5 separate regions of the Mus musculus genome follow, and regions 2, 3, 4 and 5 are each linked to region 1. Evidence: chromatin loops called from intact Hi-C (ENCODE). Cell type or tissue: heart. All regions are shown on one strand. Each heading gives the region's core, and the rest is flanking DNA. Links, peaks and the distances in the headings are about the cores only.

The links. Peaks named below come from ENCODE experiments on the same cell type or tissue, not always from the same donor. Only the 100,000 strongest peaks of a DNase experiment are listed, where the experiment ranks them.
Region 2: it touches region 1 in a loop (4-fold over the local background); 40 of 42 quality-filtered maps call a loop at or near these places.
Region 3: it touches region 1 in a loop (3-fold over the local background); 13 of 42 quality-filtered maps call a loop at or near these places.
Region 4: a loop joins it to region 1, with 5 times the contacts of the local background. A loop is called at or near these places in 4 of 42 quality-filtered maps.
Region 5: it touches region 1 in a loop (7-fold over the local background); 4 of 42 quality-filtered maps call a loop at or near these places.

The regions. Positions count from the first base shown.
Region 1 is chr3:101,491,274-101,497,411 of GRCm38, reverse strand. No RefSeq gene overlaps it. Among named protein-coding and RNA genes, the nearest start is that of Gm40109, 14 kb to the left of the region's middle. In heart, for the core only: no CTCF peak of the experiment used is centred there; a DNase peak (open chromatin) is centred at 3,291; H3K4me3 peaks cover 338 bases; H3K27ac peaks cover 1,520 bases.
Region 2 is chr3:101,803,816-101,809,953 of GRCm38, reverse strand. No RefSeq gene overlaps it. Among named protein-coding and RNA genes, the nearest start is that of Gm33381, 21 kb to the left of the region's middle. In heart, for the core only: a CTCF peak has its summit at 3,553; DNase peaks (open chromatin) are centred at 3,663 and 4,163; H3K4me3 peaks cover 730 bases; H3K27ac peaks cover 2,935 bases.
Region 3 is chr3:101,614,009-101,620,146 of GRCm38, reverse strand. No RefSeq gene overlaps it. Among named protein-coding and RNA genes, the nearest start is that of Atp1a1, 12 kb to the right of the region's middle. In heart, for the core only: a CTCF peak has its summit at 2,935 (motif pointing right); no DNase peak of the experiment used is centred there.
Region 4 is chr3:102,059,786-102,065,923 of GRCm38, reverse strand. No RefSeq gene overlaps it. Among named protein-coding and RNA genes, the nearest start is that of Casq2, 24 kb to the left of the region's middle. In heart, for the core only: a CTCF peak has its summit at 3,465 (motif pointing right); DNase peaks (open chromatin) are centred at 1,173 and 3,423; H3K4me3 peaks cover 723 bases; H3K27ac peaks cover 4,361 bases.
Region 5 is chr3:102,240,407-102,246,544 of GRCm38, reverse strand. No RefSeq gene overlaps it. Among named protein-coding and RNA genes, the nearest start is that of A230001M10Rik, 19 kb to the left of the region's middle. In heart, for the core only: a CTCF peak has its summit at 3,408 (motif pointing right); a DNase peak (open chromatin) is centred at 3,494.

The DNA.
Region 1 (6,138 bases), core at 709-5,708:
CCCAAAGCGAACAATTAGGAAGGTTAAGGGGCTTAATATTAGATTAGTCGCGGTGAGGATAAAGTTCACAGCTTCCGGGATAGAAGTCTGACTCAGAAATTATTTTAGTTGATGGCTCCGGGTCTGCTCTTGTTGATACGTTTCTCTTTCTGGTAACTAAGGGGGAAAAAAATCACTTATTCATATACAATTCATGTTCCCTCCCTGCCCTTTCTCTCCTGCTAGGAAATGTCTGGTTTCCTTGGGTTTTAGACACGGGATCCTACTCATATCTCATCCTCCTGGAAGGCTTCCTCCTCAGTGTGATTTGTGATGTCCTGCATCTTCATGGTGGATATGTTCTTGGGATATAGATCAAGACAACTAATAGTTTCTCACGTCAATAGCTCAGCCCAGAAGAGACTTGAGAGTTAACACAACACAGGGAAGCAGCTTGGGCAGCCAGGGAGACAGAGAAAGATAAAGAATTCCCATAGACCCCAAACCTAGCAGCTCTTTCATTTTCCCTGTGAGATTTTTTTACACATGTAGATTCCTAGGCCAACTGAGTCAGAATCTAGCCGGGAGCAGCGTGGAAGTTTGCATACCCTGAAGCTCTCTGGATGACACCATGGCCAGCCTGGTTTGGAAACCACTTGCTCAGGGCCACAGGGAAGAAATGCAAGGCCAGGAGGGTCAGGGAAGCCTCAGATACTGGGCATGACCACTTACGTGACTTCCTAGTTCTCATGCAGCAAGTGAGCTTCCCTGGTCTCGCTTCATAATGTAAGCCCCACATGGGGCGCCACATGCAGTTTGTGGGAGCAGAGTTAATTTTCAAAATCGATTCTCTCCTCAGACCCTGAAACCAGTCCAGGTTTCAGAGACCTGGCTAATGGAGACCATGCTTGCTCCTCCAACTGAACCAGCCCAAAGCAATCCAACCACGATTACAAAACCCAGGGTACCTGAGGCTGAGTGAGTCCTTAGAGACACTCCAGCTCATTCGGTTTTGAACTGTATTCCTAGGCAGCCTAGGCCACATGACCTCTCATGGAGAGCAGAGAGTGGAGGCTCAGTAGAAAGGCTGCTGTAAAAGACAAGCTTTTTTCCTCCTGCTTCCAGACTCCCAGAATAATGACTGAGGCTCGAAATACATTTACAAACACCTTACCCATAATTTTTTGGCATATAATCTGACTAGCTCATAAATTAATACTCCATTTACTCTGACTGAAGTTCTGCAGGTTACCTCCACTCAGGTGCCATTAGTCCTCCTTCGGTTCCAAGAGCCAAATCCTCTCGCGCCTGGCCCTATCCCAGAATCCTTTCTGCCTACCAGACGTTCCGCCTTCTATTCTATCCTTTCCTATAGGCCATAGGGTTTTTTTGATTTTTGCTTTTTGTTTTTTTTTTTATTGACAAGTGATGCATCCACACAACACACAAGATAGTCTCTCCACAGACTGCTGGCCTCCTCTGCTTCTGTTTCCACCACTTTATAGCTGTTGCTATAGTGATTAGCTGTCGATCCATTTCCCAGATGCTGCCATTGCTAACCCAACCCAGGGCCTGGCTACTTTCCATCCAGTGTCCAGCATGGTGGCTTTCAGACCTGAGGCCAGTCACGGCTCTCTCCTGTTCAAGACCGTACATTGGGTTTCCATTGCCCACAAATGGCAATCCAAGGTCGTCACTGTGGCCTGTGTATCCCTTTGTGTTCCCTCCCGGCCGCTTTGTCTTCCATCATGCAGGTCACTTGCAGACTCACCCGTACCAAGCAGCTTCCTACCCACCTCCCGGCTCTTCCTCTTCCTTCTGTCTGAAGTACCTGCCTCATATTAGGCAAGTGTTCTATCTCTGAGCAAAGTTACTCAGGCTGATCTCGAACTTACTCTATACTCAAGACAGGCAAGCTTTGGACTTGCAATCCTCTTGGCTTAGCTTTTTTGTTGTTGTTGTTTTTTCGAGACAGGGTTTCTCTGTGTAGCCCTAGCTGTCCTGGAACTCACTTTGTAGACCAGGCTGGCCTCAAACTCCTGCCTGCTTCTGCCTCCCGAGTGCTGGGATTAGAGGTGTGCACCATCACACCAGGCTGGCTCAGCTTTTCAAGTAGCTGAGATTATAAACACACCACACACACCAGGCACAGCTGTTGTTTTTCTTATTGCCTTTTAGACAAAGAATCCACCGAAGGCTCACAGACCTTTCTAAAGCAGGCAGTGAGAGTTGGTGAAACAAAACCCCTAAGCCAAACACATCTCACAACTCACTGCCCATGAAGTTGTCCATTGTACTAAAATAAAGTTTTATTGAAACACAGCCACACTAGTCTGTTTCTATATTGTCAGGTCATTCACTCTCTGGCCCTTTATAGAAAATGTTTGCCAAGCCCTGCTCCGAGTAATAATGTGACTAACTCAAAGTATTACTGTTTAGAGGTGTTTCCCATTCGTGCTGGGTAGTTTTATGCCAACTTGACACGAACTAGTTATCAGAGGGCATGGAGCCGCAATTGAGACAACGTCTTTATAAGATTGGGCTGTAGCCAAGCATGTAGGGCGTTGTCTTAGCTATTGATCAATGGGAGAAGGCTCAGCCCATTGTGGGTGGTGTCATTCCTGGCCTGGTGGTCCTGGGTTCCACAAGAAAGCAGGCTGAGCAAGCCATGGGGAGCAAGCCAGTGAGCAGCACTGCCTCTGTATCAGCTCCGGCCTCCAGGCTCCTGCCCTGTCTGAGGTGCTATACTGAATTCTTCAGTGATGAATGGTGATGTGGAGGTGTAAGCCAAATAAACCCTTTCCTCCCCAGCTTGCTTTTGGTTATGGAGTTTCATCATAGCAATAGTAACCCTGACTAAGACACCAATCAACTCCATTTTTACTGGAAGTCATTTTGAGATTAGTACCAACTGTTCTACAGATGAAGAAACTGAGGCCCAGAAAGGAGATGGCTCGCCCAAGGTGACACAGACAGCAAGAGGCAAAACCGGAAACCAAACCCAGCCACCAGCGCTCCGAAGAGGGCTGAACAACTGAACAACTGCAGCTGTTGCTGGAGCCTGAATGTGCTTCTCATCTGCCCAGCCGCAGAGTGGCAGCAGCTGGCGGTGTTGACTGTGAGAAGACAGGGGCCGGGAAGCAACTGTACATGATGTAGATACTCAGGAGTAATCTCAAAGAGCAGACAATGTCACCAGGAGCTTTCTGTGCATAGGAAAGGCGGCTAGCTCACAGAAGTCTGCCCACCACAAGCCATGTGTGGCTTCTGTAAATCTCTAACAGTTAATCACATGACTGCTCAAGCCGCGGCAGTCTTCCCACCCAGGCTTGGACAGACCTTTCTCAGCTTGCCAAGGAGCTGCTCAAGAACCTGAACGGCTGTCACATCACTTGTGTGAGAGAGCCCTCTAGTGTCCATTTCTGGTATTGCCTCCCTTGCCATGGGCTCTGTAGACAACAGGGACACTGTTTTTCTAGGTCTTTTGACTTTAAGGAACTCATCTAGTACAGTAGACTTAAAAGGTGTTGCTCTCTTCAGAGCTCCCTGAAGAGGCTGTTATGCAAAGCCTAACTACACTACCATTGGGCATTGCCTGTTTGCAGGTTTTCCCTTCAGTTCTGACTCCGTGGCCTTTCATAGGCTCTGGAGTTCAGTCTGCAGACAGATTTGACCTTCCACAACAACTTGACATATGGGAAGCTGTCTCAGTTGCCTCCAGCTAAGCTCTGTTTCCGGAAGTATTTTGTGTTGTCAGTTTGGGGTGGTTAATTTTTATGGAGATCGAAAAATATATTTTTATTGCCTTTTATATATTTATTTTGTGTTGGGGGCTATGCATGTTTGCTACCATGCTTGTGTGGAGGACAGAGGACAACCTGAAGCAGTCAGTCCCAGGGATCAACTTCAGGCTTGGTGCCAAGTGCCTTTAACTTGCTGATACACCTTACTGTCCTCAATTCTGCAGAGGGTGATGTTTGAGATAGGGTCTTGCTAGGTGCCTTCGACTGGTTTCAAACTCCCTATCTTCCTGCCTCTACGTCTTTGTACTGGGATAACTGGTGTGACCCACCACCACCCAAGCTGCCATGCTACACTATTTTAATTGTTTATCAACGTTGTATACACTGGGATTGTCAGCGTGGCTGAAAGCAGCAGGTGACGCTTGTTTTGAGTCCCTGTGCTCAGCAGTAGTCAGAAGCGGTAGCCGAGGCCCAGGAGCTGCTGTCTCATCTGACAGGCAAGGACTCTGTAGGACCAATGTTCACAACTTCCTGTTGCTGATTGCCTCGCACTTAATCACAGAGAATCATCTGTATGAGAGCTACTGGCCTGGGGTTGGGGGGGGGGGGGCAGGTGCTGTGCTGAACCCCCATGTGCTGACACAGGCACCACGGTTCCCAATTTTCAGATGTGACTCAGAGTCCAAAGCTCTGAGCAGCTTGCCCATGGCCTAACATCAAGCATCAGATCAATGTGTCTAAGTGCTATGGCCAGGGAGGCCTGGATTTAACCCAGAAAGCAGCAGCAGTCGGACCACATCTCTCTCAATGCCCCAGGTCGCTCTGAATCCCAGCTCTGGACCTGAAAATCTCCCCTGTTGAAGAGCGGACTTGTGTCAGGTCGTGTGTGGCCGACTCAGAAAGGAGTTCCCAGTTACTAGGTTTCCCTTTCTGTCCATAACGAATTTGAAGGAAGGCAATGGCTTGTGGTAGACACACAGGCTCCCTTTGCTTTCTGTTGAACATCTGCCTTGAGCGCTTTCTGTTGTTGCCTGTCTGGTGCTCTGAGGTCCTCCAAGGGAGGCTTTGACATGGGGTCTAGGTCTGAACTCTGAGCATTTCGCCTTCCAGGTTGCCCCTTGTCGCCCCTTCGTCTGCCCATGTGTCCACTGCTGTGCCCTATGCATTGAACAGCTTATCCCGTTGAGCTATTTGAGAGGTTAAATGTTAATTGACTCACTTGATCTCAACCATCACTTACTGTTACTCCCCTGTGGGAGTAACCATGCATTCCTAGGAGACTGAAGGCCCATCTCTTTAACAAAGCCAAAAGGCTCCCAGGCCCTTTCTCCAGAACCTTCAGCCCTCTCCTACTCCACATTCTTCCAGTATTTGCCTGTCAGTCTTCTAGTTCTTGTGACACTCTTGTCCCCATCTACTGAGGCTTTATTAGTCCTATCCTTGGCCAGGAAACATCTCCTCCACCACCTCTCCCCTCCCCTCCCTCCTGCCCTCTTAGCTGGTACCTGCTCTTCTGACCTGAGGCTCTGTTTAGCCACCACCTCACAATTGTGGATCCCACGGGCCTCACAGCCCAGCTCAGTTCCCCAACAGCCACGCTGGGACTCCAGGCCTGTCCTCACCTTAGACTTAGAAGCCTGCACTCATTTAGTTGATGACCACAGTCCATCCTACCAGGCCATGAGGTCCCCGATGTCCTCAGAGAGTTGCTGCATCTGCTTCTACTCGCTCTTGCACCTCTAGTGCGGGGCATAACTCAGTTTTGTAGACAGGGAGTAGACAGAGTGGGAGAGGGGAAGGAACTTCCTTGACATGGTCCCTAGCTTATGATGATTCAGCCCAGGACTTTCCTCTCACCGTGGTATGAGTGGAAACTGGTATCCAGCGTTTTGTTCTTTTCTGGGCTAGTGATACACAGTAGCCCAAAAGTGCACTGTAGAACCACAGTCCCTGCCCATGGTGGAAGGGAGATGTGAGTGTCGTTTAAGTGGGTATTGCTGCTACACTTGGATAGCCCTGAGGTTAGCTGCATTCAGGGCTTTACCAGTTGATGGTGTTTTGCTGTTCCTGTTTGACACAATTCCACTGTCTGCTGGGCATCCATGTTTCTCCAGATGACATTGAGCCAACCTAAGAAACGTACCCGAGGCTGTCCGCTGGCGACATAGCAGAAGGCTGAGCCCAAGCTTCCCAGCAAGTCCACTTCTTTTCCACCCTGAACTCACTCCTAGCAGAGGCCTCTGCTGGCCTTTCTGAGCTGGAGTGTATGATTTCATCCCTTCCTGAAGGAAGAGGCCTTCAGAGGTACACCCAGTCTCTTCCCCCTCCAACCACACACAGAGGCGGTGTAGAATGTTTGCCACATGGAGAGCCAAGCAGTGTGGGCATACCAGGCAGGGCTTTCCATGGTGGGAAG
Region 2 (6,138 bases), core at 451-5,450, 310 kb before region 1:
GTCCAATTTTATTTGGTTCACACATTTAACACTACCTTTACTCTCTGGAATTTCAGTCCCTAATATGCACGCTAGCATTTTCTGTGTTGCGAGTCCTCACGCAGCAGGAACAGCAGGCTAGAATGAGCATTTTCATTCTTCAAAGAAATTTTCTACTCTTGGTTACACACTTATTCTTAGCACATTAAAATATGTCTTCTGCTATCTTCTGGTTTCCATTATTAAATCATCCAGTTGACCATTTGTCTACAAGGTATCTTTCTTTTCTTTCTGCTTTTAATACTCTCTCCCCCATTTTGTGTGTGAGTGTGTGTGTGTGTAGTGTTTCTCCTCTCTTTTTTTGGTTATTAGATTTTCTATTTTTGAAAAACAAGTTCCAACAATTCTAAGGAATCATTAGCATTTAACTCTAAAATGTCTTTACTCTTTCTTCCTATGGGAAATCTAAGGTGGTTGTGAAGTTAACTGGCGATACTACCCTTTGTGACTTTCAGCTTTGACAATTTACACTATTTTATCTCTCAGAACTGCATTCTGGATGGATATACATTTGCACCCGCCTTTCAACTGACTAATTCTCTCTTAAGCTGCATCTAATGTGGTATTGCTGTGTCCACTGAATATAGCTCTACTATTTTGGTTCTTATTTTAAGAGTCTGTTTGGTCATTTCCAAGATTTGTGCGATTAAGCTCTCGGGCAGTGGTTTTCAACCTTCTAACACCATGACCATGCAATGCAGTGCCTTATGTTGTGGCAACCTCCAACCATAAAATTCTTTGCTACTTCATAACTGTAATTTTGCTGCTATTATGAATCGTAACATAAATATCTAATATGCAGAATATCTGATATGCAATCCCCAAGTGTCATGACCCACAGGTTGAGAAACACAGTTTTGGGGTCTCCTGGTCATGGTCATGTTCTAAGCTCCTCTTTTACATCTTAAATATAATAAATGATTTTATTCCATGTAAGACCACTCTAATATCTGAAATCACCAGAGTGTCATTTCTGTTTTTTTTTTCATTTTACAATCTATGATAGTTTCTTTGTGTGCTTTGTTAATTTTTAATGTGGATTGTTTATTCTTCCTTTAAACATCATCTGTGGGGATTGTTTGAGGTCTAGATTGAAGCTGAACTACATAAAAAGACTGACTTTTAAACCTGCCAGTTATCCAACAGCACAGCCAAGATCATTTAAATTACATTTGATGCTTGTGCATTTTCAAGCTAACAAATAGACAAGTCCAGAGAGAAAGCATTCAAGATCACCTTGTGGTCACAGATCCTTAGGGGGTGTCTACATGATTTTTCTATCACCCAGTGATAATGCCTAGATGTCCAAGTCTCCTTCAGAGACACTTGCTCTCATCCAACCCATTCTGGAAATGTCGCCTTTTGACCCAACTTAATCGGGAGACTCCAGAAACTGCTAGGTTTCCCTCTCCAGCAAGCCATGTGCATCTTCCTCCATCCCTGGAGGACCATTGATGAAAGGCTGCAGACCTCCTGGACTCCACTCCTGGCCCCAAGGACCAACACTGCTGGCTACCTGTCTGCCACGGTTGGTTCTTGGATTTGCTTCATCTGGTGGAGAGCTATGTATTTCTACATCAAGAATGCGTTTAGGAAGGTTTTAGAATCCGTGCAGTTAACTCAGCATTGCAGCCCTGTCACGTGAGAAGGTGCTACCCTGAGGGCTAATCTGATAAACTACAGTCTGCAATAACCTGATCCAAGCCGGATGGACCCCCACGTCCCCATGCTGCTCTCTAACTATGGTCCCAAGTTAATATTCCCCACGTATCTAGGCCAAGCCATCCCCTTGACCCTGTAGACTTCGGCAGATCCGGTCTTGCCTCCCATCCCACCATCCCATCCCGATACACCAGCTCACCCCACGAGCTAGAATTCTTTTAAATGCTTGCACACTGAGTCATATTTTTTCAGGGCTCTGTTCCTTCCAGTGGCCTTTCATCACCTCATTTAAAAGCTCTCTACCATGGCCTGCAAGGCCCACACAGGTCTGGCGCCTGCCGTCAGTCTCCTGCGAGCTGTTCACCCACACTGGCTCACTTTGCTTTGTTTTGAATAGACCAAGTACATTTCTGCACACCTTGCACCTATTTGTCCCTTGGCTCACAAGCCTTCCGTGCCATATGTCAACATGGCTCAGTCCTCCCAGACCAGCTTAACTCGGCGAGCTCCCCACCACCCTGTTACTGTCCCTATCTGGTTGGCTTGTTTTCCTATTGGAAAATAACTCCACTCAGATGAGGCTTGTTTCAGTTGTTCACTTCTGAATTCTGCACCCAGAACTATGACTTGTGCAGAGCAGATGCTTCATGGATGCTTGATAAATGCAGACTTGGATAGATGGATGGATGGATGAATGGATGGATGGATGGATGGGAGGAAGGAAGATGGGTTTTCATGCATTTGCTGCGTTGAGGCAGGGGAACTGGACTTGATCTCAAGTTTTGCAAGGCTCAGAAGAGGCTCTTCATAAAGCAATTTTGAGATGTTGAAAAATCACAGTGAGAAAGGAAAAGGACCTCTGGCTCCAGAAGCCTGTCTCTGAGAAGTGCCTGCCTCCTCTCTCTGTGCAGCCTGATAGAGCAGACCTGAGAAGGCACACTGATGGGCCTGCATCGCAGCTCCCTACAGCTGGTGTCTGCTATCCTGACTGGGATCCAAGGTGCACTTCGAGGGCTGTGTGGACAACACACACTCTCTCTGCTTGTAAACAATGCTTGTCAGCAAAGCTTTCAGGCTTTCTCCCTTCCTGCCAAGCCTGGGAACAAATAGCAGTGGTCTTGGCAGAAGCCCTCCCTCCCCATTGCTTTGTTTCTGAGTCTAGACCATTCATTTCCTCTCATTCAACAGCTTTGCTCTGAGAGGGAGTCACTTTCCTTTGCCAGCTTTAGCTTTTAAGTCCTCGTAGCTCATGACTCTCCTGTCAGGACCCAACCCGGGGTGCTTGGATACAAAGGAATGAGAGATCAGTGCCGAGTGTCAGGGAACTGTGCCGTAATTGAGCAAATCACATCTCCCAAAGACAGCCCAAACTTGGTCAGAGTTGTAGACTCTCCTCCCCACCTGGAGGGGGATGGGAATATTCTGTGGGGCAGTCAACATTAGGGCGGCTCGAAACAAAACCTAACCTGTGGTTTCAGGCCCAAGAGGCAACCATGGATGGAGAACTCACTTAGTGAGCCATGGGCCCAAAGGGTCTGGACTCCTTTTCTTCTTCACCCCAAGCCCCATAGTCTTCTCTTATTTTGCCCTTTCCTCTTTTGCCTCCTTCTAGAATATTCTCCTTTTGTCTCCGTGGTAATGGTCATCAAAAATGTCCTCTGCCCTTGGGTCTCTCTATGTAGGATTCACATATGTGAAACCTGTCCTTTATGACCAGGACAGGTGTTCCAAACGGAGTAAAGACCTACAGCAGACCAGCAGGAGATGCGCAGGGCACACTTGGCGATCTCTGCTGGCTGACTGAGATCTGCTGCTTGGCTGTGGCAGCCCCGCCTGTGCTGTGCGGTGAAGACGTCAGGGGGCGCTCGCGGCTTCTCTCTGGCTGGCTGCTGACCGTGGCCAATGGCAGCGGAGGAGAGCAGTTCGCCACACTGTGGCCCTCTCCCACCGCAGACAGGCTATCCTGACCCACAGGCTCTCCATGCTCTGGATGAGGCTGGCAAAGGGGAGTGTTGACTCCATGGGGACAGTCACAGTACAGTCCACCCTGGACACACAGCGTGTGTCCCCCACCCAGTGCAAGCGTCCCCCACCCAGCTCGGCACAAAGACAACAGATGGGTGGAGGGTGAGAATGTTCCAGAAAAGAACAGTTCAGGCCCCTAAAATCCACGGATATGTGTTCTGTACATTTCCTGTTCTTTGTGCTTTATCTCATTTCATCCCTCCAACCATCCTTTGAACCAGGGTAGGCATTATCAATTTATTCATAAACATTTGAGAATCACAGACCAAAAAAAAAAAAAAAAAAAAAAAATCCAAGGTCACCGCCTGGGCATGCGTATAAGTCATCACTAGTCATTCACAGTGCAGGTGACAGAGAGGCACGTGGAGAAGCCGACCAGGATGGCTTTCCAAGTGGAAACCTCCCCTGTTCCTGGCTTGGTCTGAGGGGAGGGGGTGGGGCATGTTCCTGCCCTTGCTTGACCCGCCCTGTCAGCCCTGTCCGCAGCAGCGGGTCCTCCCAGAAGGTAGATGGGCGGAGCTCTTGAGGTGACAGATGGGGGAGGAAGACTTCTTAGGATTTGCCCTGGACTGAAAATTTCTGGTCGCACCTTTGAACCCTGTAAAGTCCTCAAAGCCTTCTGTTTCAGAAGCTAATCACGCGCTCTCTCCACGGGCCCGGTGACCTTTGCAATGCAGTTAGCCTTTGTTTGCTTTTCTTAAAAGGCCTGCAATTTATGATCCGAACAATGCCCCTTAGGCCAGGAAGAAAGGAATTTGAGGGTCCAGAAAGACTTGGTTTTCTTCCAGCCCTTCACCTCTGAAGCCATAGTTCCTCAATAACAGTGTATAACATTAAGACTGGGAGTACAGGGCAGGGGATTGATCTATAGCTTTGTGTCTCGTGGAGACCCTAGCAAACAAGAATATCCCAAGGATGGCAACAATAAAATCCAATCTACCAGCATCGTGCACCGAAGGGGAGGCTCGTATTTTCGGGTATGACTTGTTAACCAGTTATGCGTGAATGTGGAGAGGGGCATGGATTAGGGAGCTTTCTGTTCAAACAGAAGGGCTGACAAAACCATGGAATCTCAAATCGTCAGACATTCAACGGCCTTTTCTAAGAACCATGGGAGACAAAATGTCTACCTGATCCAGCAAGTCATAGGACACCGGCCACCACCACCCCATCCCCAGCTTAGACGGTCCCAATCCTCCTTTTGTCCTTAGTGAAGGAAGGAGCCTCCCAGTCCCTTGCCAGGCCAGCATTCTGCAGGTTGGAATCCTGCAGGCTACCTCCAAAATCGCCCTAGCTGGGGGGTAGAGGTGCACACAATTAATCTCAGCATTCAGGAGGCAAAGGCAGCTGGGTCTCTATGAATTCATGGCCAGTCTCGTCTACATAATGAGACTCCATACACGACAAAATGAACTCCACCCCCCTTAGTTGGGTCCTCCTGACTATTTATGGCTCAGGGGTCCAGAGGGACAGGCTGGGCCACTCGTGTAGCTCATATTTTGGCAACCAGCTGGAGATTTTCACAAAGCAGTTCCCACTCAAACCTGTGATGCACAGAGCAAACACACCGAGTGGCGTTGGCTGCCAGACCCTCCCCGCTCTGTTTTCTCTTCCTAGCACCTGACCTTAGCACTTCAATGTCATCTTTGAAGTCTCGCAATCCATCAGCGGCCATGTTCCTGACACACAAAAGCATTATCTGTGACGTATGTTCCTATTAATAGTACCAGCATCTCTGCCTGGACACCCTTGTCACCTGTTAATGTGGGCTCCTGCTGCCAACACCCCACCCCCAACCTTAGCAGCCCCATATCTCTCACTCCCCACCCAGAGCCACTGATCCACAGGTCTGGCCAGCCTCTCCTTTGGGCAGGAACTGCAGTGGACACTTAGGGACCCCTACGAAACAGTTCTCTCACAGTATGGCCAGACACACACACACACACACACACACACACACACACACACAGAGCTTTCTGCCGTCTCCTCCATATTCAGTCTGGAACTTGAGTGATCCTTCTTCCAGCCTGTAAAATCTCCAGCCTTTTCAGGAAGGCTCAGCTCTAAGGCTCCCTTTTCTCAAAGCTTTTCAGAGGCTAGGGCAGGGTCCTGGGTTCACTATCTGAGACCAACAAAACAAACTTTCGCTAAGGATCTCATTCTCCTTTGTTTATTCAGCCAAAAATAGGTATTGTGCACAGACATCAAGCCAGATTCTCTTCCAGGCACCGGAACTTCAATGGCAAATGAGAGCGTTGAGTTCTGTCTGCCCTTGGGGAGCTTGCTGTTACTAGGTGACAGAACTAAACAGGTAAATAAAACCCTGGAGACTGCAGGTGGGCGGTGGGAGGAGTCCGGGTATTGCTTGCACCACTGTCTTCTTGAGCCCTACTTGTGTCACGAAGTTGTCCC
Region 3 (6,138 bases), core at 364-5,363, 120 kb before region 1:
TCTAGGGACAAATGCCACCAGAGTAATACTGTACTTCCCCCAATCACTTGTGTAGATCATCTTTTCTTTCCTTTAATAAATAATGGAGCTACAGTCCTGTGTTTTATTAGTATAATGCTAAAAATTTGACACTTGTTGCCATTATAAATAATGTCTTTTATATACAATAAAACTACCATGTATGATTGCACATATGTAACTTTATGAATGCCATATGCTCTATTTGAGCTCCTGTGTCCTCTTCAGAGTTGGATTAGAGGTAAGAAAACTGAAGCTGTGAGCGATACACCCCCTTGTCTGTAATCATATTTAACGTATGCCACGAACATATCCACTGTAAGCTTCATCTATGACCAGTGCTCCCAATGAAACAAAGCTTTACAAAGATGAATACCTGCACGTTACATTCCACCTCAGTTTCCTCAAGATGTGAGTCAAAGCCATGTGTAAAAAGAAAGGCAGAGAGCTCCAGCCTGCAAGGCCGTCTACTAGAGTCAGAAGACTTGCATGGGTTTCTCCCTCTTCCTTTGACTTTGAGCTTGCCCCTAATCCACCTGAACCTCACTGTCTTTATCCCTAACATAGAGTAATAAGCCATCACAAAATCCTAAGGAGATATGTCTGACATAGGTCTTGGCAAGGAGAACCAGTCATGGCTATTTGGATCTGAAGGTAACGGATACCCAAATTAGCTACAGTAAAAAGATGAATTGAAAACTTCCAAACTATCTCTAATGATTAGAAATTGTGACTACGCTTACTCTAGCCATGGATCGCAAAGACAATTGATAATGGTGTCTACAGATAACACCTGCATTCATGAATCACGACTAAAGAGCAAAGTTCTCATCTCTGTCTCTGAACTTGGTAGAACAGTCTAAGGAACTTTATTTTCGGGGACTCTGTTCTGGGTGAAGGAGGAAGCTGATGTGGGTGGTGAGATACTCTTCCTCTGCAAAGAGATAATTTCAGCAGAATCCCAAATAGTAAAATGAAGTTAGCTGTACTGAAATGTAAACCTTATGCATATTAAAAGATACATGCCCCTCTTATCCAAGAGAATCCTTTCTAAGGACCCCCACTCCAAGTGGATGCTTGAAACCCAGACAGCATCAAATCCTATATACACTCTTTCCTCCTACAAACAAGTATTAATGAAGAACAGTAATTTATAAAGCACACATAGTAAAAGATTACCAACAACTGATAACAAAATAGAACCATAAAGCAATATATTATGATAAAGTTATTTAAATTAATAAATTGCTCATTTCTAGAATTTTCCGTTGGGTATTTCCCCCTGATGATTGACCACACATAACTGAAATCTTAGAAAATGAAGAGGAGATTACTGTGGCTCAGGAAAGTAGGAATCACTCTCAGTGCCAACTTTATCCTACTGTCTGTAATGAAGGTGCCAGAATGAAGGACCGTTAGAGAGTGTGGGTTTATAAGTAGTCAGAGAGCATATGGCTTGCTGTGGGAGTCTCTGAGAAGCCTTCCTGGGGTCTCACAGCTGAAATGGCAGAGGAACGGCACTAAGATCAAGTCAGGAGAGAAATGGGCCAAGAAGATTCAAAGCACAGGCCTCAGGGACAATGTTGAATACCTCCTCAAAAGCTGCCCTCCCTGACCACGGTGCAGGCGTCCTCTCCTTGGCCCTGGGATTCTCTGCTTTATAGCCCTCACCGAGCTGCCATCATGTATTATCTTGCTCACTCATGTTTGAGTGTTGTCGATCATCTCTTCGGGGCTGGAAACTATGTAAGTGCAGGAACCAACTCTGTCTTGTTCCTATACCTTCCTTGTTCTGGCATCCTCATTATAGACCAGTAGTAGGGCAGAGCGGACGTTCAGTCCATATCATGTTAAGTAGCAAAGGGAGCCCAGATCTAGCAGAAATGGGGTAACAACTTGTGTTTGTCACTTTCCTCTTTGCTGTGACAAAATGCCGGGAGAACGTGACTCAAAAAAAAAAAAAGAAGTGTTTCTTCGGGCAGGTTAAAGGGTGCAGTCCATTACAGAGAGGAAGGCAGCCAACCACTGGGCATCTGCAGTCAGAAGCAGAGAGAAACAAAGGCCGGTGTTCAGCTTGGTTTCTCCTTTTGAATCGGCTCCAGCTCACTGAGCCCTCAGCGAAGCCTCTCTGGAAACTTCCTTACAGACACGCCCAGAGGTTTGTGATTCTAAAACCTACTTGGACTGACAGCTAAGAATTAAGCACCACACAGCAGTTTCTTGTTTCTTCTTATTAAATAGTGACCTCTGTGATGGAATTAAAGTTACATTTGGAGTCTGCTATCAAACGCTTTGGTGGAAGAAACAACTTCTAGGTTAAGGTCTATCTCACCCCATTTTCCCGGAACTTTATTCATAAGGTGTCCCCCACCCTGATTTAACACTCTGTGAATCCACAAGTTCCTGATTTGTGTTTAGATAACTACCCTAAGTATGGAGAGATGTAAGGCCAGTCGGTGGTGGTGACCTTGGATGCATGACTCACGCCACAGGTTGCGAAGCTCTCTCTGTAAAGTCTGTTTATTGCATATGGAGGGAAGGCTGGGGGAAGGATGACGAAATAGGCAAGTGTTTTATTCTCATTGCGGCTACCTCTTGGTTATCATTATCATATAATAATTATTATTGACAGGCTCTTCAAGTTATCGCATAGCCCAGGGTGACCTTGAACTCAATATCCTCCTGCTTCACCCTCTGGGGTGCTAGGATTATAGATTTGTGCCATTAAATTAGGTTCTAAGGGGTTTTTTTTTGGTTTTTGTTTGTTTGCTTGTTTGTTTTTTTTTTTCAGGGAGAACTAAGAAGCCAAGAAGTACAAAGGTGGCAGACAACTAAGAAAATTTTTTTGAAAAGAATTTTAAGAAAGAAAGAAAAAAAACAAACAAAAACCAATAACCCTAAAATCATCAGGCAAACCAGTAGGGGGTGTTAAAGTTAAAACTCTCCACTAAGAAGTCAATGGGAATGTAGTTACAGCAATTACTGCATGTTCTCTGTTTCACTGGAAGGGAACAAACTGACCTTTAAAAAGAAACTGCCTCAGTCTTTTTCTTTTTTAATTTCATTTTCTGTGTTTCTGACTTTGTTTCCAACTGTTGTTTGCATAAAAACAAAACAAAACAACAACAACCTGCAGCTAAATTTGGTGGCTCACCCAACAATCCCAGGATTCAGCAAGCTGAGGTAGATTTCCCACAAGTCCTGAGGCCAGTGTGGGCTATAAAGAGATCTTTTCTCAACCCCTTCCCAAAGAGACAAAAACTCCAATGATATTATCATAAATAAAAGTAAGTTTTAGCTGGGCATGGTGGCACACGCCTTTAATCCCAACACTCAGGAGGCAGAGGCAGGAGGATTTCTGAGTTTGAGGCCATCCTGGTCTACAAAGTGAGTTCCAGGACAGCCAGGGCTACACAGAGAAACCCTGGCTCAAAAAACCAAAAAAATAAAAAAATAAAGTAAAATAAAATAAAAAGTAAGTTTTTTTTTTTAAAAAGTATATTATTTCCTCACCCGCATTTTTAAAAATTCATATCATATCTCTTGTTACAAATATATAAACTATGATGTTGTCAAAAAATTGAATAGTCTGGGCCCACAAGTCTGTATTTATGTCTTAAGCCAAATTTTATTATGACATTCAGAAATGTTCACTATTAAGGTCTTCTATTTTTAAAAGCCTGGAAACTAAAGATAGGGAATGGTTTTCATTGTATTTCATTATATTTAAAATGATTATGGGCTTCTGGGTATAATTACGGGTGAATATTTCTTCTTCTCTTTTGTAACAGCTCCTCCACCATTTCTGAATTCTGGTCACTAAACATCACCCTTAAAGTTCAAAAATGTTAATAAAAATGCTGAGATGGTTTTGTGGGGGGAAAATGTGTTTAACATATCTTTTGAGGTAGATGGGGGATCGGTTTTTTCCTTCTGTTTAAAGAGGGAAATACTGAGGCGTTGGGGGCATTGTAAGAACGCTCTGCCTGTGGGCAGAGTTCATTTCAAGAGCTGGAATCTGAAAGGGAAACTGTGCCCGTGCACTGGCAGGAAAGGCCTGGGTGGACACTCAACCTCTAGAAGGACTTCCTCTCTGCCCTGACTGTACCTCCAGGGAGGCAGAGACTGGACTTGCTTGTGACACCTTCTAAGCTTTAGCCAGGGGAAGGGAAGAGCCCTGAGATGGTTGCCAGCTTTCAACGGTTTGTCTGGCTGGGACAATTTCAGATCCAATTGCTATTGTGGCACAAGTAGAATTCCCACGCTTCCAGATTACTAGATGTGTAAGCTCCTTTCTTCTTGAGACTCCTTGAGAACAGGGTCTGTGCCTATTCTTTTCCAAAGACTCCTAGACAAACCCTAGACTTATCTACCCGGGACTTCTCATGGACACACAATGACTTTGGGAATAGGTACCCTAACGAGTTTAGCCTAGATCCATGGATACAGAAAGCAATAATTCACTGTTCATCAAATGGGGTGGGGTCTGACTTTCTCCTTAGAGAATCAAAATTGTCCCTTTCTTTATTTTCTCATCTAAATGGTTTTTATTTGTTGCAGTTTTTAAACAGTAAATATGATGACATCAGTTCCCTCCTCTCTTGTCACTTTTTCCATGTAGCTCTTCTAATACTTTAAGTGCCAGTGACATCTTGACATCTTTCCCTTTATTTGTTCTTGGTCCTTGATAAATAAAGATGCAATCCTTAAAGAGACAAAGGAAAAAAAATGGTTACCTGGCCCCACCCATGGAAATCTAGCTTCAGCTGGTTCCAGATGGAACCTAGGCATCAGCATTTTTTACTCAATCTCCTTTGACAATTTTGATGCTCAGTTGAGTTTGAGAACTACCGATTTAAACTGTGAATCTTTGCCTCTGTGACATATTTAGTATCAGTGATTTATCTGATGCCAAGTCTTTGGTCAAGAATGCAGCATCCAATTATAACACAGATCCCACAGGGAAGATCAGTTTTAGGATTTTCCATGTGGCTTCCAGAAATGTATTGCGGTGAGAAGCAAGTATTGTTGGGTATTTTATATTTCCCCAATGTCTCAATGACCCCCAAAAGAAGTTCCTGAGAGAAATTTGTTTTCTTGATGTTCACAGAGGCTCTGGGATAGCCCTCTGACACAGTCATAGTGTGAGTCTCATACAATAACCCAATTTTTTATTATTGGTGGGATGCTGTGAGAAAAACAGCCTTTAAATAGCAAATAAGAACACCAAAGCTGATACTGATGTTGAAATAGAACAGTTACGTTGCTAAGAAAGCAGTTCTTCTGTTTGGGATCCTGGGATCAACAGGTCCCTCCAGCATCCTTGAACCGCATCCTGTAATTGGATCTAAACTCAGTATCTCCCCCAGAACTCCTATATTCCAAAGTAAAGGATTTGATTTCCTGGGCACCATGCATGGATCCCAGTGTGGGAAAGAAGAAATTCTAGCTGGTTCCAGACCAGAGACGAGGTCATTCTGCATAAACAGAGAGAGAGGCAAGGATAATGGAAGCTGCAGCGCAGGAACAAGGAGATTTGAGACTGTCCACTTGGCAAGAGAAAGGAGCATACAGAGACAGCAATCTCTCCCAGGCTTAAAATGTGAGTGACTAGATCAGCAGTTCTCAACTCGTGGGCCGTGACCCCTCTGGGGATCCCATAACAGACATACTGCATATCAGATATTTACACTACAATTCATAAGAGTAGCAAAAATTACAGTTATGAAGTAGCAATGAAATATTCTACGGTTGGGGGTCCCCACCACATGAGAAACTGTTAGGAAGGTTGAGAACCACCGCTTTTGACGCATGCAAAAAAACCTGGTTGGACAAAACTCATTCTGCAAAGTAAATTTGAGGACTTCAACGCTTGAGGGCAAGATACTATGGATGAAAGAATATTAAGACAGCTTTCTAAATTTAAGCAAGTTCTCCCCGCCTGCCCCCCCACACACACACACACTTTGTTAGATTAAGAAGGGAGATCCAACACTTCCAGGGCATCAGAGAGTGGCCAGCTGGGAGTCAGTACTGACCAGACAAGGCTCCTCAGCTAACTCTAACTTCTCTGTTCCAAGCTCCAGTATGTATGTGTCAAGCATATCCCCCATCCCTCTC
Region 4 (6,138 bases), core at 358-5,357, 570 kb before region 1:
TGGTGAAGAGTGGGCAGGGATGTCCCATGCTCCCTGCTTTGATGATGCTCACATAGCTGCTGCTAGGCACCCAGAGTCATTGAATAGATTGCACATTATATTGACATATACTGTCATCTGACTCATTGCACGCACTTCAAGGAAACTGACTTCTTCTGAAACTGAACTCTGTATGCAACCCCAGAGCCCAACGGGAGGAGTGCTGGGAAGGAAAGCCCTGAGGACTGTGGCTCTCCGACAGGATTTCTTAGAAAATGGTCCCCTGAGTTCCATCTCCCACTTGGGACTCAAGCACGTTCACTTCCACTTAATGCTCAGGTTCAATGGTGGACAGACTTGTTCCCTTTCATCCTTCACAGCACAACTGAGGCAACCTAATGTTCTCAGGAAGAATTTAATGTTTAGGGAGAACAAGAAGGAAAGGGTGGGCGGTTGAAATGCCTGTTCCAGACTGCGCTGCTCCTGTGACTGGTGTGGTCTCAGGGATTATTGTACAGCAAACACTCATCTCCTGTCCCTTCCCACTGTGGGTGGAACCTTCACTTCCTGACCCATTGGTGACTTTTTTTTCACACCATGGAATGTTAGTGGACATAATGTAAACAGGCTTGGCTTTGTGTCCAGTGACCTGTCCTGAGAAGAACTAGCTAGCCTTGGTCACAGTTGCCTGCAGTCAGACCTCAGTATGATACATGGAAAAGACCTGGCTAAGCTGAGCCAGGATCACCAGCCGCTGGCACACCCTCTGCAATGTCCTCCAGACTATTAACTACGGCTTAATTTTTTATGTGAAAATAAGCTCACCCGTTTCATCACCATGCAAATTTGCTTGTGGCCTTAATAAAGGGTAAAATTGCATGGTCAGCAATCAATTGTTTAAAATAGATGTCTTTGCAATCTGTTATCAGTAAAAGTTGGAAAAAGGGATAGCAAGTGGGGAAAAGCTTAAAACCCTGAGTGCCCCATGCTCTCTTGTTGTTATGGCAAGGGTTCTGGGTTTTTTGTTTTGTTTTTTTTTTAATTCCTGAGTAGGGTGGCAAACTTCTCCTTCAGCAGAGGGTTTCGCTGAACTATCTGGCCAGTAAGAACCAGGTAGACGTGGCCTGGATCAGCACCAGAGCAGTGTGGGCAGGACTTGTCCCATGCCATCGTGCCAACTGAATCTGTCAGCGCCTGCTATCACAATTCTAAGAAGTGGCCCAGTACTCAGTAGCCACTGTAGCTAGTTTTGCTCCACGGCTGTGGTGGTTTCCTGCAGTTCCACTGATGTTACCTGCCTCTGGCCCCCACCTTCGTGCTGTAAACACTATTATGGTGCAATCAGGCTCCTTAAGCTTTTCCACTTTCAATCCTTTTTTGCCTCAGAAAAAATTTTCCATGACTCAAGATATACAAATATATAAAAGAAGAGTATAAATCAAACATTTACTGATAACAAATTATAAAGAAACATACTTTTAAACAATTGGCATACATATAATTTTGTCCTGTATAAAGATAAACACATATCTGCATACTGATGAGGCGTGCCTTTTTTAATTAAAGAAGTAAATCTTAGACGAATATTCGACACTGCTGGACACAGAGCATCTTCACCGTTGGTCAGAATTGACCTGTGCTTTTGTTTTATAATATTCAATGATAAGGCTAACGCTTTGCACAGTGCAAAGTACGAAACGGCAGAAGGATGTTTAGGGTCATTTCTGAAGGTGCTGGAATTTCTGTCCTAGTCCAAAGCCAAAACTCAGTGACTGAAACAGTTTTCTTTAATTAAATACTTGAACACAATACATCCCAAACACAACCTTATTGTATATTCTATGCAAGCTGGAGAACTACAGTAAGAAAATACCCAAAGTCTGCTTGCATAACTAGATCATGTTGTTTCCTGAAGGGTAGAAAACATTGCCCTTAAAGCAGAGCGTTCTTAGTCTGTAACACACAGGCGCCTGGAGCCTCAGCAGAGGTGGTTCAGGCAGACTCACAGCCTCACGTGGCTTCATGGCAGGCACAGTGCAAAGTCTGCTTTAGAACCAAAACTGCAGCAAGGTTGCAGTGCAACAGAGGCAAGCAGCACCAGACCCAGCTCAGACTCACTATGTGCCTGCTTTTGAGTCTGCTTTTGGTCACTGTGTGTTCTGAAACCTTTTACTGCTGGCTTTTTTTATTTTTATTTTTTTATTTTATTTTTTTAAAAAATTTTTCAATCCTGTATTCAGTGGCCTCAAGCCGGAGTGTTATAAACTAGGGTAGATAGTGCAGCTAAGGCTGAACCGCACATTAACACACACCTGAGAACAAGCCCCACCCACCTGCAGCTGCTGTGCCTGCCCCTGCCCTGCACCCCCACCCCGCCCGCCCAGCGGCTGGGACACTCCTGGTCCTCTCTCTCCAGGACTGGCTAATTCACCTGTCTTCCCCTTCAGCACACTTGCCACCTTCTCTGTGGCCTTCCCTAGCAGGATCAAGTCTACTCCAGAGACACTCCCATCCCTTCTTCCTAATACTGAACAGGTGCAGTTTTACATTGTGTGAGCATTTGCTCCCGCCACGCCCAGTACCCAATGACAGGAAGCTTTGTGAGGACAAAAACTTGCTCAGCTCACTTTGGCTCAACACCATGTGCCCAGCACTGTGCCTGACACAGAGCCCTTACGGAATGGGCCAGGCATGTCTCCCTCGAAGTATTAGAGCTCTCCGTCTTCCACACAATCTCTATAGTTCCTAAGATTATTTCCCCCTAAACCCCCTCTGCCACAGCCTGTGAACTCGGAAGCTTCAAGTAACACTTGCAAAGTCCCTTCTGAAGACCCCAATGTCACAAGTACAGGAATAGAAATGGACTCTTATCCTGGGAAGAGGGTGGGGGAAAGCTAATACCATCTGCACGTTGAAAGTGGGAGCACAGTCCCCTCAGTGAAATGGGAGCACGTTTCCATGCTCATTTACACAGCTGGCCATTTGCCGGAAACTGATTCTGCTCTCCTCTCTTGCAACTGTGGGTCTAGGCTATTCCTCCTGTAACAATGATTCTGGCACCAAACGCCACTGGTCTGAAGTCCCCCTTCCCTTGGTAACCCACCCTGGCTTCGGAGGCTCTGTGGGTGAATGCAGACAGTTGGGAGCCGGCCACCGGCCAGGTGTTCCTTAGCAGCTGCCACTCTCCTTCCTTTGTTTTTTCTACCATGTCTGGTTTTAACCCTCATCTGCAAGGCCACTTTGTCTGGGACAGGGAGATAATTTCGTCTAGCGTCTGTTCGGCACTTCCCTGATTACCAGCTGAGCCTGATTACACAGTCTGTGTGCCTGTCCCAGGACAGATGTGGACTGCTGCGCGGGAGGCAGAGGAGAGGTCCAGGGCGAACTCCACTCCTTCCAGCACCTCTCCAGGGCTGGGCTAGCTGCCATTCAATTAATTCACTTAGGCCTCCAGATTCCAGCCCAAAGCCGCTTGCAGTTCTTCCTCTCTCCAACAGGGGGCGGGGTGCACTGACCCGATCCTGTCTCCAGACCTCAGGTCTACCCTTTCCTTAAGGGGATCCTTGGATTTCCTCAGGCTGTCTCCTCCTCTGTTCAGGAGTTTAACAAATCTAGCTAGAACTCTCTGCGAACACTTCTGAGGGGGCTTCCATGAGAGAAACTTTAGGTTTGGAACTTCGGGCAAACCAGACGTCTTGAAACAGACACCTGAAGATGCTGGTTATTTTTGGGGGGGGGGGGGGGGGGAGAGCGCTGGCTCCATTCAGACCTACAGACCTGGTATCTCTGCCTTCCTTTCATGCCTGTACTTAGACTGTCGTCACAGAGATAAGCTGTTGTCCTTTCCTGTTGGCTTCCAAGAACTCACTTATTTTCAGAGCTGACTCCGTGTGTTCCTGTGCTAACTCTGCGCCAGTGAACTAACTCCCCAAACCTTGTCACCTTTCCTCTTGAGTCACCTTGAAGAGTGAAACTGCTCAGGATACCTCTCACTTCACCAAATGTGGCCAAGTTTTCATGAAGACAAGTCTGCTGCCCCAGCAATTAATAGCTTAGCTGTCAATCAACTTCCTACCACCTTGAAATACCTAAAATACCGGAGCTGAGCTATGAGGGTCAGTGATGGGCGGGGCCACCCCTTGACCAGGACTGCTCAGATATACCTCTTGTCCTCTATTTAAACCTAAACCCCTGTCCCTGACAGATAGTCTTGGGCACATTGGATCCTATTATTTATTCATATTTCCTAAGTGGCCATATTGAACAAATCCCCACTAATTCTTTCTGTTACCAGTCTCTTTAATTGACAAGTCAGGGATAGGCAGGCAACGGTAGCCCGTGGTGGTTGCTGGAATCCAAGCTTTTGGATTACAATTTTTGGTAACAAGCTGGGCATAGTGGTGATTGCCTGTAATCTTAGCATTCGGAAAGCAGAAACAGGAAGATCAGAAGTTCAAGGCCATTCTCAGCTGAATAGTGAACTTGAAGTTTACCTGGGTTACAGGAGACATTGTGAAGAAAGAAAGAAAGAAAGAAAGAAAGAAAGAAAGAAAGAAAGAAAGAAAGAAAGAAAGCAAACAGAACAGAATGCAAAAGCAGGTGGTGCTGGAGTCATCACTGAGCAGACTCAGTCTGCTCCCACTGCTACTACAGAGGACCTGAGTTGGATTCCCAGCACCCACATTTGGCAGCTCACAACTGCCTGTAACGCTAGCTCCAGGAGGCCCCATAACCTTCTGCCTTTGAAAGCATCGTCGAGTGTGTGTGTGTGTGTGTGTGTGTGTGTGTGTGTGCATGCTCCTGTGCATACCCACACATAGGTGCACACAAATGCACATAAATAAAAATCTTCAAACCAGACTGAGAACAGTACCACATCAGGAGCTCTCAAAATAGAGACAGACAAACAGGTGTTCTCACAGTGGGGACCCAGGAGTGGGAAGGGGTAACTCTGAAAGGCTTCACAGAAGAACTACCTGTCACTGTCTTACCAAGAATGGCTGGCCTTTATTATGCACAGAGGGACAACCCAAAGAGGCAGAAAGCCCAATGCCTCAAGGTGGGAAGGACAGGTAACCCTCTCTGGATGCTGGGACAGTGGCAGGTGATCCTAGTACCCAGAAGGCTCTCTGTGAAGGACTGTGGTAAGCACAGTGGAAGGACAGGCTGGGTTGAGATTGAAGGGCCAAGAATGTTCTGGAACAAGCCAGTTCACAGTGAGGCTATGGGGCTGCATGTGTCAGCAGCACCTGTCTGAAAGTAAAGGGTCATGGGGCTTTTATAGGAAAATATCCCTTCTGTGTGGCAGATATGGTTCCTGGAGCTTAGGTCACATTGTGAACAAACCGAAGGAGAATACTTTCAGAAAAGGCTATCAGGGTGTGGCTGTGAGCCTGTATCAACAGGAAAGCTCTGCAGACACTCACGAAGCTCTTGCTGTGTGCCCAGACACTGGGGAAGGGTTTGTAGTGCTGGTGGGAAGGCAGCGAAAGTCATAGGGACCCCAAAGTCTGCCTGAAGCCTACGTCCTGTTAAGAACCAAGAACTCCAACACACACAACTAAAGGCTACTCCAGGCTTCTTTTTCTCCTTCAGTCTGTAAACCTTAATTGTCTAAGACTCACCGGAAACCCTATTTACAGTAACAGCACATGTCCTCGCCCCCTAGTGGTTCCTGGTTTTATATTATCTGGTTACAATGGCATCTAAGGCACCTTTGGAGCCACCATTTAATCTCAACAATCAAATGGCAGTGGAGGTAGAAGCAAGGAGAGTCCTTTAGAAACCCACGGGACAATGAAACCCCCAAAGCTACCAAAACTCTGCATCCAGTCACCACTGTGACAAGCAAAGGCCACGCCAAAGGCCATTCTCATACTTACTCTCCTCCCTGTGCACTTCTCCTAACCCCTGTGCTCAGAGCCATGGTAAAATGTCTTTCAATAAGTCTGACCCTTCTTCATGCTTCCTAATCTCAAAACTCTTCTCTGGCAAAGTCAACAACCTGGCTTCACCTAAGCCAAGGTCCCTAAAAGATGAAGGGGGCCTCTTTAGGTTACTGCTGGCAGTTCTGGGCTGTCTCCTGCTATGGCCACTTGGATGTGTCAACTTCATCTAACCCCTAAAGCAACATGAGTGACAGCTGTGACTTTTATCATT
Region 5 (6,138 bases), core at 351-5,350, 750 kb before region 1:
TGGCTTCTGTGATGCCATCAATATTGGATCCTCACTGGGACTCCTCCCTGTTATCCTGCTGTTGCCCTGTGTCGAGGAGATCCTGCAGCTTTGGATCAGCAGGACTGACCCTTTCACACACTCCAACAGTTCACAGAGGATGTAGAATTGGGGGTGGGATAACTCAAAGCCCTGGATCTGTGGCTGGGAGGTAGCTGAGCTGGTCATCCCACTAGCTCTCCTGCACCCATGCCACCAGGACAAGCTCTCCAATGCTGCCCCAGCTAGGCCACCCAACGCCACCATGGGCGGGAGGAAGGGTCGGCTCCCCTGCTCTTATTCTCATGTCCTTGAGGGCCAGCTCCCCTCTGCCCATGCCTCAAGAGCCAGCTCCACTATGCTGCCCAGTTGATGCATGAAACCCAGTGGCTCAAGTGTTGGAGCCAGCAAGGGGCTGCCTCAGGGCTGGCTCACCCATGCCTTCCCTATCAGGGCCCCTTCACTGTGTTGCCCAGGTGAAGTGCGGAACTCATGCCCCAGAGTGCTACAGCCAGTGAAGGGCAGGGCTAGCTCTCCGGCTCTGATGACGACCTCGGGGGCCAGCTCTCCTGACTACTGCAGGTGGCAAGGGGCGAAGTGGTGAGGGCCTCACCCCCATGCCCACTCTACCTCCCCTTGGGCTGACTCACCCACTCCCCCTCCACCAATGCCAGCTCTACTGTGCTGTCCAGGAGAGGTGCAGGGCTGCTCTCTTGAGTGCTGCTGTCAGTGAGAGGTGAGGCTGGCTCTCCGGAATGCTGCAGCCAGTGAGAGGTGGGGTCAGTTCTGCACAGCCCTTGTACAACTATGTGGTCCCAGGTGCCTGTCCAGACCAGAAATGTCCTTATGCTCTCTAGTGGTAATATGAGCCACAGATTATTGACACCCACCCCTGCTGCTGCACGGCCACAGACCCAGACATGGCCCTCAGTAGCAGCTCGGGCTGAGACTTCAACATGGTCTCAGGTAGCGGGACTGGCTATCACACAGGCGATTCCTCTCTACCCTTGCGTCTCCATCTCTCTTCACAATGCTCAAATTGTTCTGCTTCCCTTTCTCTTCCATCTGCCCACCACATGCTTGGACACTGTAATGGTTCCCACTGCGGGCAGTAACTGGTGAGCCTCTGGGTGACCTCCTCTTCCGGTGCCACATGGCATGGCAGCAATCACACCTCTATGTGTCTACAGCCTGCCCATGTGGCAGGGTGACAAGCAGGCCTTTCTGTGTCTACTGTCACCCATCTTGTGGGGACAAACAGGTCCCAGGCATCTTTCTCCACCTGCGCAGCAAGTCGGGGCAGTGGGCTGGTTTCTAGATGTCTTCCTCTCTCTTGCTTCAAGCAACATACTTATTAATGATTCACAAATCAAAATATCTACATTCTAAAGTGGACATCCTGTGAGTGTCTGAGAAACAAGCCTACGTGCCTCCCCAGTCTTGGGCATCTTCTTTAGCTCCTGGCCTGTGATCGTCACACAGGTACCTCAGTGCTCTGGACTGTGGTGAACATGTGGGGTCTGGATGCTGCTGCTTGCTTTTATGCTGAAGGGCCAGAAGTCCATCATGGAGACATCTGTGAACGAGCCTCCTGTGGTCTGCATGTTGGCTAGTAGGAAATGAACTATGAGAGGCAGCTGAGAAATAATTCCCCCTCCTTTCTCTCTCTTGCAGATAACTCTGAGGCCCTCCTTGCCCACTGAAGGAACGCAGATGTCAGGAGAATCAGTTGCCCTTGGGACTCCATGTGAAGAAAGTAGTGTGTACCATAATTCAGTTTTATATGTGGACTCAAGTCTTAATTCCTTCTCTGACTCAGGTTTTTACAGTAGTCACATCATTATTGCTTCAGACTCCTCTGCCGCCACCACCACCACCTTTTTTTTCCTGAGAGAAGGCAAAGAGAGAGAGAGAAGGTCTCCATCTGTTTCTCCATCAGGCCTGGAACTCGTGCAGTCCTCCTGCCTCAGCCTCCTGAGTGATGGAATTATAAAGCTATAGCCAGTCAGGATCTACTTTCTGAAGTAGCCATGTTCAGACATTTTACAAATGATAAACAGATTACTCCTGAAACCCTGAGGAATACAACTGAAACTTATGAAAGGCATTGTGCTCTGTACTGAAGAACTCTGAAAAATAAGCGAACAAGCCAGATGCCGATAAACTAATCAGGGAAGAACAATAGAACAAGCCAAAAACCATAGAGGAAACATAAGAAGCTCAAAGATAGTTGGGCACGATGGCACATGCTTTTGGTTCCAGCACTCAGAAGACAGAGCCTGGTGAATCTCTGTGAGTTTGAAGCCAGCCTGGTCTACAAAGGGAGTTCCAGGACAGCCGGAGCTAAACACAGAGAGACCCTGCCTCAAAAAACAAACACAAGAAAACAACAAAAAACAAACAAACAAGAAAACAAACAAAAAGACATAATTTAAATGAAAGACAAATATACAAACCAAAAAAACCAATGGTTTGTTGAAAACGTGAATGCTTTAGAAAAACCTGTGATGAAATGAAGAAAAAAGACACACACTCCAAAGGGGTAGTAAAGAGAGAAAGAAAAGATTATAGTAACGATTTTAAAGCTAGAAATCAAATATCTGAGGTAAATTTTATTTGGCCATGTTGAAAACCTTGGTAAAAATGGTGGATCTTAGCTATGACTTTAATACTGACTCAAGCAAGAGGAAGCTGGAGTAAGGTGGAGTCAAGACTTCTGACTCCTACGGGATGATGGTAGCCATCCAAAGCTACATCTCCATGGACGTGCTCCCAAAGCTACACAGGACAACAGAACACACAGAACTGCTCTTCTGTCACACCAACACGGGAACCAATCTGCATACAGATGAGGAGTAAATCTGTTCAAGGAACAGTCACCTGATGAACCTTTTCTTCAGCAGAGGAGCCAGGTATGAAGCAAGAGTTTTGTGCAAGAGTTTGTGCTACGGTGAGACCCATTCAGTTACAGAGAATAAATAACGTCCACCCGTCAGCTGTGGAGGTGAACACTTGGAATCCCAGAATTCGGGAGGTGGAGGAAGGAGGATTAGGCATTCAAGGGTTTGGGGCTAGCCTGGGCTACCTAAGATCCTGTGTCAAAATAAATAGATATAATAAATTCTCTCTATTAGAATGTGCACGCACTATCAGAATAAGAGCTTTCTACCCAGAGAGGGAGATACTGGTACTAATCTCACAATTAAGTCAGTATCTGAAGAAAATAGAGAGCCTTCAAAAGTATGTGAGCCTAAGGGACCACAGGAAGAAAGGAGAAAGGGGTTGCTTGGAAAGGGGTGGAGTTCCTTAGAGGCTTGCTACCTTGGGATTATCTGTCCTTGGAAACACTGAAAACAGTCACCCTTCATTAAAGAAATTGAATTTCATCGTACCAACAGCAGAGGGTACTATTGACTTAAGAAACTCCATACACGGCCATTTCAGCTGGCATCAGCTCTTGCCTGCAGACTTCATGAGAGATGAGGGAACAGGGCAGAAACCACTAGTGAATGGTACATCTGATTACTGCTGCAGGCAACAAGAGTTCCGACTCTCTGCGAACCCTCAGTGGAACCAGGGAACACGCACAGCTGTCTGCTTACAAGTAGAAGCAGAAAAGATACATTCACACTGATGTCATCCCCACTGATTCCCATGCAACCAGGAAGTCTGCTTCTGGGAGATCTCACTTTTGAGAAAGACCTTGCCTCGAAGCCTGAAGGAGTACTCTTGCCATCCAGCTACCAGCTGCAGTGGCTTGGCTACCTTCTTTCTCTGAGTCAGTTGTACTCCTCTGAGGCAGCAGCTGTCTGTGAGGGAATGTGGCAGGGTCCTGGGGTTTTGCTATTCTGGCCCAGTGTGTGCCAACTTTGTCTCAGTGTTCTCTGCCAACTAAAACTTGAAGGATCCACCTCATCATTTGGGGATCTCCCTGTCCATCCCCAGTTCCGTTGCACAGGTGTCTGATCTGCACTGCCTTAAGGCTTTTCCTACCCAGTTCTGTTTTTCACAGGAGCTATACCCAACCTAACACCTTTCACTCCCAATTCCATCTGTTACCTAGAGCACTGACTGGGCTGATACAATCAAGAGCTTCTGCTCCCTAGACTTCCAGGTTTGCCTAGGATTCAGAATAGCCAAGGGGACTCATATAGGCACACCACATGGCAGAATTGTAGAAATCCTATGAAAGAGATACTCCAGATAGAGATGCAGAACTAGGCATTGCAATGCAGCAGTAGGTACCAGTTGCTGTCAGTTCATTATCTCATGTTTAGTTGATTGCCCCAGCAGAGAAGCTGAGGTCCTGGGAAGATGTTAAAGCTGGACATTAGAAATGACTGATACAACCAACTTCCCTTTGCACCATCCACATTCATGCCTAACCCTGAGTCCCATAGTTTAGGAGCCTCGTGTGTAGCCATATTTAACAGACAAGATGTCACAAATAAATTAGGTGGATGGCTGCCTCTGGTGCTTACTGACTTATTCTTCATGGCTTGCTCAGCCTGCTTTCTTAGGCACCCCAAGACCAGTTGCCCTTAGATAGTACTACCAAATGGGCTGAGTCCCCCCACACACACATCAATCATTAATTAAGAAAATGGTCCACAGGCTTGCCTAAAAGCCAGACTTGCAGGGGCATTTTCCATTTTCTCAGTTGTAATTCCCTCTTCTCAGATAACTCTACTTTGAGTCAAGTTCAAAACAAAACAAAAGACAAAGGTTCTCAATTTCTCTCCACCTTTCCTGTAGCAGTATTAAAATTCAAAAGGAAGAAAACTTAAGCACACAGGCCAGGAAATACTTGTGCATGTGTTGATTCATCTGTGAGATGAGCTGTCAGAACTAACTCTTCTTGGTAGTTAAGCTCCCCTCTGACATCGGGGCTTCAGCCTTTCCTGCTCCAACGTGAGATTCCTGGGGAAATGGTCACTCTTTGGGATCTAATGTTTAGGGTCAGTGATTCAGCTTCAATCCCTCACCTTCTTTGTTCACTCCTCTGTCTTGAGGGATCTGAGATGCTGTGACATGGATGTTGGAATGGTGTGGAGCATCTCTGAGACCCTGCTGTGCCAGAAACAAAGAGTGTAAGTAGAATTATAGTAGAAGCTGAACCTAAAAGTGCAACTGGGCAGAACCCTTTCTCTGTAACGCGTCTGCCATAGAGACGTCTCTAAGGAAGAACACAAGTGGAGCCATTTTGATAATGGCAATTCCTCCTTTTGCTTACTCTGACAATATTGATTTTGCAGTTTGGTTTGATTCCCAGTTGGTCTGATCCCAAACCTACGGTAGGCTCTTGGGGAGATAGTATTAAAGGCTTTTCTTGGCCAAATTGAAGCAACTGTGGGGCTAGGAAGGAGGAGTTCTCAGCCTGAATTTACTTGGAGATTGTTAGGTCACCAAAATGGCAGTGCTGCTGACACTGTCCTAAGGTGAGGGCTCAGCCCCAGCCCCAGCTGGTTTATCACCAGGGAAACAAGCACAAACCTAAATTCAACATTCCTCAGAAACCTCATGTTGGAGTTTTGTATTTCTTAGGAAATGCATGACTTCCCTTCTCCCCATCCTATAGTCACTTACCTTGAGGAAAATATACCTAGGTCCCCGTTAGTTAAACAGCCTGCATGGGCTCAAGCACCTGCCCCTCCCCCACTCCCAGTCTCTGCTATCATATAAAATCTGCTTGGTTTCCCACTGCGCTTCTGCTCTCTACCCATGAGACAACCTGACAATGGTTTCCAATAAACTCCTTTTCTACCCACAGAGTGGTCTAGTTCAGTGCTTTCATTGCATGTCACTTACAGAGGTTATTCTCTTTCTATTTTAAACATTATTACAAAAATAGCATTGCTAATAACAAACCTATCACCCATAGAAATTAACCCAAAGGCCATCCAGCTCATGAACTTTTCTACAGTTAGAGTAGCCATTCAAAATGGATGTTGTGTGGTGCTTCGTGTAAGATTTTATACTTTCATTATTGAATATATTTTTATGCATCTATCTACCACCAAGAAGAGAAAATCCATGGCAGAATTAAAACTAGAAAAAATGGTCGGCCTTCTATCTTCTTTCATGGCTGTGTTCATCGTATGCATTCACTTCTTCCTCAGC